Linked DNA regions of Mus musculus: region 1 is linked to region 2. Evidence: chromatin contacts called from ENCODE Hi-C or POLR2A ChIA-PET data. All regions are on one chromosome and are shown on one strand. Each heading gives the region's core, a stretch centred on a gene start or an enhancer-like site at or near the end of the contact. The rest is flanking DNA. Distances are from core to core; before and after follow the strand shown.

Region 1 (3,046 bases), core at 529-3,028, 38 kb after region 2:
GAGGCTTGCTATGAGTTCAAAGCCAGTCTAGACTGAAGAGAAGACCCTATCTCAAAATAACAACCGAACATTAAGCTCAGATGAGATTTTATATTTTGTTAGGCATGTCGTGCCAACACCTATCTTTCTGAAGCAAACGGCACTGAGATGAACAAGAGAGATGACAGCATACCCAGGAAAGCTTCTTTCTGAAAGGAGAAAGTCCTGTTATACAGCCCAGGCTGGCCTTGAACTCATGATCTCCTGACTCAGCTCCTAAGCTGTTATGGAAAATATTAAATATTTTTACTATTTTTATTGTTAATATTTTATATTTTATTTTTAATATTTTATATTTTAAAATATTTTTTAATATTTCCTGTAACACTAAGCAATGAGAACATAGAAGTGCTGCACCATGCCCAGTTCACACGCTACTTTTATTAGAACCATTTTCGTTTTGTTTTGTTTTGTTTTGTTTTGTTTTGTTTTGTTTTGTTTTTCTAATGATTCTACTAACTTCACGGATGACCTTCCCTCTGGTACCTTGAAGAAACAAAGTTCTCTCTTGGACCGACTCCTCCACCGGAGCCCCTGTTCTGCCACTGTACCTTCTTCCTGTTCTGAGACCCTGTATAGCCTTGTGGGCTGGGTGAGATAGCTCAGCCCTGCCAGCCCCTGTATCAGTCTCTGCTTCTATATTTCCTTACACCCTTGGCAGCAAGCCTGAATTCAAACTGCCTCGATGCCACAGTCAGCTTCCTGAGCATCTCTGCTCTGCCCTCCCCCCCCCCCCCAGGCTTCTCTGTGTTCGACTCCAAGTAGGATGGGAGACCACGTGGTTTCTTTGCCCGGCATGTACGATATGCACAATTTTGCTGCCCACCAAACAGGCTATCTGAACAAAGAGGGGGGGGGGGAGAGAGAGAGAGAGAGAGAGAGAGAGAGAGAGAGATATCCTTGTGCTGTCTAAGCTGTCTGCTTTGTGATCTACACCATGAGATTTTTTTCCGCTGGAAATCTTAGTGTTATTACTATGCTGAACTTGCTGGATGCTCCTGGCTATGCTCAGACTGTCCCAACTCTCCTAAATATAACCATCCTGGTGCCACTAAACCTGGGTGAGTTCAGAATGCAGAACTTTACGCTGAGAGACATGCTGGACCAGACAGAGACAAAACCTTTAAATATTGTCATTTTAAAGGAATATTGTCATTTTAAATGACCGTTCCCAGTTCAAGAAAACAAAACCCATGTATGAGTTTCCCCAGATTTGGATTTGCATTAAAAGACACACTTTTATTTCTCGGCAGTGACTTGTGCTTTCTTTCAGAGCCCCTCACTGTTCGTTTTTACAAAAGGAATTTGGTTTTCTCTGGCTTCCTGGGACTCCCCGTGCCCTTAAACTGCAGTCGGCAGCGGAGTTCAGACTAACTGCTTTCGTTCCCATTTCTGGTCTTCAGGCCTGTCTGTCACAACGAGCTAAACCCAAACAAACCATTCCAGGGGCCCCCATAAAGCCACGTGAGAGCTATGACAGGAAGAGAGTGGTTTCAGAAACTACTTTGAAGGGACCAGAGTAATCTCTTTAGCCCAGAGCCCTGAAGATCCTGTTGCCAGAAGTACGGATATGATAGCTCAATTCCCCCGCACTCAAGCTTCTTCCTCCTCCTCCTCTTGCTTCCAAATAAATAGCTCTCTGGGGCAGTGATGTCTACATCAAAAGCCACTTGTCACTCAGTGGCCTTCCCAGATGGGAAAGTGTTTGTTTTGGCTGAGAATGACAATTTTCTCTGCATCCGGAGGTGGACTCTCTCGCAGGCCTAAGCAGGGTAAGGTTGCAGCTGCCAGTTCTTCCCAGCTGCCATCCCCCAGAAAGGTCAGAGGAAGTAAAGACAATGAAGGCCGGCTTCCCCAGAGCATGCGTGCATAGGCACAAACGCACGAACCTAGAACTGGAGACTCCCAAAACGGAGCAGAACCTGCTGGCTGAGAAGGCCTTTAATCTCATCTCTGGAGTCTAGTTAGCAACATCAGTGCTTGGCAAACTCTGAGATCTTGATAGAGGGTGAGTACACACATGGAGATCAGAGGACAATTTGTGGAGAGCCCTTGCTTGCCCATTTTGTTGCGGCAAGGTCTTGTTTCTGACACAGAGCAGGGTAGTACCCGACTAGCTGGTAGTTCACACGCTTCTAGATGATTCTCTTGTCTGCACCTCCCTTCTTGTTATAGGAGGAATGGGATAATGGATACCTGCCTCTACAATCAAGCTTTTAGGTCAGTTCTAGGAATTGAACTACAAACAACAGTAACAACAGACACCACTCGTGAGGTAAAATATCCAAATCTTAACTGTTTAACCACTTCGTGCATCCAGAAGACTCCTAAGGAAATGTATTTTCATTCATGTTTGTAGAACATGCCAACCCTGGAGGTCGTCATGTCTTGCCTGGAGATCGTCTTGCCAGTCACGCATCACAATGAGATGACTGTCTGATGTTCTCTGAGGCCTTAGCAGTTGTGGCTATTTTGGTTGATAAAGACTGTGGCTTTGTTTAGTTATTAAGAGCTGTAATAATCTTGGCAAGTTTTCTGAAATCCCTTTTGACACCCCTCAGACACTTTCAGTGGGGTACCACATGACCTCAGTATTCTTAGTGCAAAATACATTTGCCCATCCCACAGTTTATGGGTATCTGGATTTGGCAAAATGATTATGATTTCTATGCATTTATGTGACATATTTTCTTTTATTATTATCTTTAATTGAAAATTCCTACCATGTAATCTGATTATGGTTTTCCCTCCCCCATCTCCCGAACCATCTGACTCTCCCCCATCTCTCTCTCCCTCCCTTTGTTTTTCTCTAGAAAACAAACCAGAATAAGGACAGACAGACAGAAATATGGAAGGAAAGAAAAACATTGACAGAACACAAGAAACACACACATACAAACAAAATCCACAAAAACACGGAATCAGAAGATATAATATGCAAGAAAAAGACAACTAAGATAAAAGGTGCCCTAACAAAGCAATATGGAACGAACAAACAAACAAACAA
Region 2 (3,011 bases), core at 154-2,653:
GGGGAGCCAGTGCACACCTAAGGGTGGAAGGCTTGAAGGAGAAAGGAAAGCATTCCTCTCTGCCTGGACAGGGAGAAAGGAAGGAAGTGCTGGGCACTTTGGTGACCAGGAGAAGATGAATTTCATTTGAAAAATGAATCTATAAGGGGAAGGGGTAGTATATTGACCAAAATGGTGTACCTCTTTGTATAGGTGTGTGTGTATGTGTGTGTGTGTGTGTGTGTGTGTGTGTAGGTGGGGAGGGTTGTATTGTGAGGGTGTGGTTAGATGGAGATGGGGAGTGCATTGTGCAGACCAGGGGTCAGTACTGGGAACCTTCCTCTATTACTTTATTATTATTATTATTATTACTACTACTATTATTATTAATTATTATTACTTCGAGTCAGAGTTTCTTACTGAACCTGGGGCCTAGCTGCATTAGTTACATGTCTGTTGTTATGTTAAAACACCATGACCAAGGCAACCTAGAGAAAAAAGGGATTTATTTTAGCTTACGGTCCCATAAGGGTAGAGTCCATAGTGGCTGGTTTGGAAGCATGGGGCAGCGGGCCACAGGCGTGATGGCAGGAGTGGGCAGTGGAGGACTCTTATCTCGAAGCACAAGCATGCAGCAGAGAAAGCTAACTGGAAATGGCCTGCCTCCAGTGACATACTTCTGCAAACAAGGCCACACCTTCTAAACCTTTCCAAACCGCTTCACCCTCTGAGGATCAAGTGTTTATCTACGTTAGCGGGTCAGGGGGCATCTCTCAATAGAAGCACTGGCTTAACCATTCGCCTAGATCAGTGGTTCTCAACCTTCCTAAGGCTGCAATCCGTTAATACATTACTTAGTTTATATATTACTCCTTATGTTGTGGTGACCCCCCCACCATAAAACTATTAGGTTGCTAATTCATAACTATAATTTTGCTGCCGTCATGAATCATAATGTAAATATCTGATATGCCCCGAGGGGGGTTGTGACCTACAGAGAAAACCACTGAGTTAGGTGGTCTTCAAGCTCTGGAATCCACCTGCTTCCATTTGCCACTGCCCAGCATGGGGTTATAGACATATACCAGCCTACCCGACTTCTACCCTCTGGTGTTTTCTAATGTGTTTGTAGATATTAGAGGAGAATATTTCAAAATGAGCATGCCAAAGAAAGCCTGTGATTTGTTCTTCTGTCCCGTGCAAGTGACAGAAATATGGCAAGCAAGATAAAGAATCCCTGTGGGCACTCGGTGTAGGAGTCTGCATTCAGCTGTCGCAATGATAACATTGTTCTAGAAAGAGTCTGAGCCAGAATTGCAAGACGTTCTAACGTAACGACGTGGCTTGTGTTCTCCCTAAAATAGCTTGAGAAATATTTTCCTACCATTTGCAGGTTTGTCGAAGCACAGGGGTTATGCCGATCCCATTCATGGTTGCATCCTCCAGCAACACCCAGCACAGAGCAGGCAACGTGTGTGTGTGTGTGTGTGTGTGTGTGTGTGTGTTGTCAGGGATCTTAGAAATGCTACTGCAGATAGACAGCAAGGAGAATGTGTTGCAATTAACTCGGACATCTGAAAGAAACTCCAAAAGGGGTGTTTCTATCTACCAAGCAAATCTGAATGACTTAATTAATTTTCAGAGAGGGGGGGGCCTTAGTACTAGAAAGTAAGTAGAGAAACGTAATGTATTTTTAGAGCCGGCCAAAAAAGACAATTGGTGATTAAAGGCGCGGGTCAGAGGCAGAGCCGTCCCTGCTTTCCTGTGCTCCCTCAGGAAGTGCATTTTATAGAAAAGTCAGAGAGGAACTAAGGGAAGCGGAGCTGGGAGCTGGGGACTCACAGCAGTAGAAGAACGCACTCTGGACCACAGCTGGAGCTCCATGCTACCTGAAGTCACTGGCTGGCTTGAAGTCACTGGCCGGCCTGTCCCGGGGCTTGCCAGGCCACCCTGATGAGGATCACATCTCCGGCTGGGGGTTAGCATGGTAAGAGCTGTGTGTTCACTGGTCATTGAGGCATTAGCCGATGGCTCGAATCTGAAGCCAATGCTGAGTGGTTTTGAAAGGTGCGCAGAAATGTTTAAGAGGCTTCTACTTCTGGGACAGGAATGTTAGTCTTTTATAAGTTCTCTCATTAGGTCTTTGACATGTTATCACTAAACTTAAAGGGAGATGTGATCTATTCTAGCCATTTGGTGGTGTGTTTGTCAAAATTAAAGGAGTTTGCTTCAAACGCCAATACAGGGCTTATTTGTCTTTTCAAATGTGTAGCTACGGAGGCAGGAAGCTCTTGGCTAAGTGTGTAGGAAGTAAACTAAATCCAGCTGGGAGAATGAGTTCGCTTCCTCAGTCACACTGTGTACTGTGCTGTCACCAGGGGCGGCAATATGAAGCTGAAGATACGGCCTCATGCCACACACTGGCACATGGCCTCCGTGAAGGATTGCAGCCATTCTGAAAGCTCTCATTCCGGAGACTCTGAGGGTATTTTTAGATGAGGCCTGTCCCCATGAATGAGGAAGTCTGGCAGATGGCTCTTCCGGCTGATTTTTTTTTTAAGCTTTCTCCCAGCGTAGTGTAGAGATCACTCTTACAAAACTTCGCTCTCTCGGGACAATGGAGGGAAAAGCCATTCTGAAAGCACCCGGTAGCAGCTGCAGAGTGAGATGTGGTTGGGTGCCGTGCCACCGAGTTCTGCGTTTCTACACAGATCTGCCGTGACCTTGCACACAATGGACAGAGGGAGTTGGGAAAGGAAGTCTGAGCAAGAATAGGTCGTGTGTCACAGCACGGAGCAGACATCATGGGGCTTATTTCCCCCACCGAAGAGGAAAGACTAGTGTATGTGGGTTTTGTCCATTGAAGTTACTTCCTTAAGTCATGGGACGACAGATTTCATTTGATAGAGGGTTTGCACCAGCTTGGGGAATCAAAATCAAAACAAATCAAATTATCGTTATTAGTGGAGCCTTGTTATACATGGTTAACCCACGCCTGTTGGCGCTTGGCCTTACATCTGACAGAACACTCT

Evidence for each region. Hi-C counts contacts between places; a loop is a spot of excess contacts on that map. ChIA-PET counts read pairs that join two places held with the same protein, here RNA polymerase II (POLR2A).
Region 1: a loop to region 2 is called in a map of heart, with 2.7 times the contacts of the local background. The contact joins two enhancer-like sites. A Hi-C loop is called at or near these places in 5 of 37 maps with a recorded cell type or tissue (CH12.LX, heart and v-Abl transformed pro-B cells). POLR2A ChIA-PET finds 5 or more read pairs at or near these places in 3 of 5 experiments (Patski and embryonic stem cell).

What each region holds. Positions count from the first base shown.
Region 1 is chr8:36,157,533-36,160,578 of GRCm38, forward strand. It overlaps Gm38414 (predicted gene, 38414), which reads left to right. Exons shown (of 4, transcript NR_151736.1): 3 at 2,215-2,314; 4 at 2,399-3,046. Among named protein-coding and RNA genes, the nearest start is that of Gm38414, 3.0 kb to the left of the region's middle. Within about 2 kb of position 1,779, at least 1 of the 3 ENCODE cell types and tissues checked has a DNase peak (open chromatin) inside an H3K27ac peak, as active enhancers do; it is heart, where a contact is called at or near this core.
Region 2 is chr8:36,120,153-36,123,163 of GRCm38, forward strand. The region is part of intron 3 of Prag1 (PEAK1 related kinase activating pseudokinase 1); the gene reads left to right. Among named protein-coding and RNA genes, the nearest start is that of Prag1, 27 kb to the left of the region's middle. Within about 2 kb of position 1,404, at least 1 of the 3 ENCODE cell types and tissues checked has a DNase peak (open chromatin) inside an H3K27ac peak, as active enhancers do; it is heart, where a contact is called at or near this core.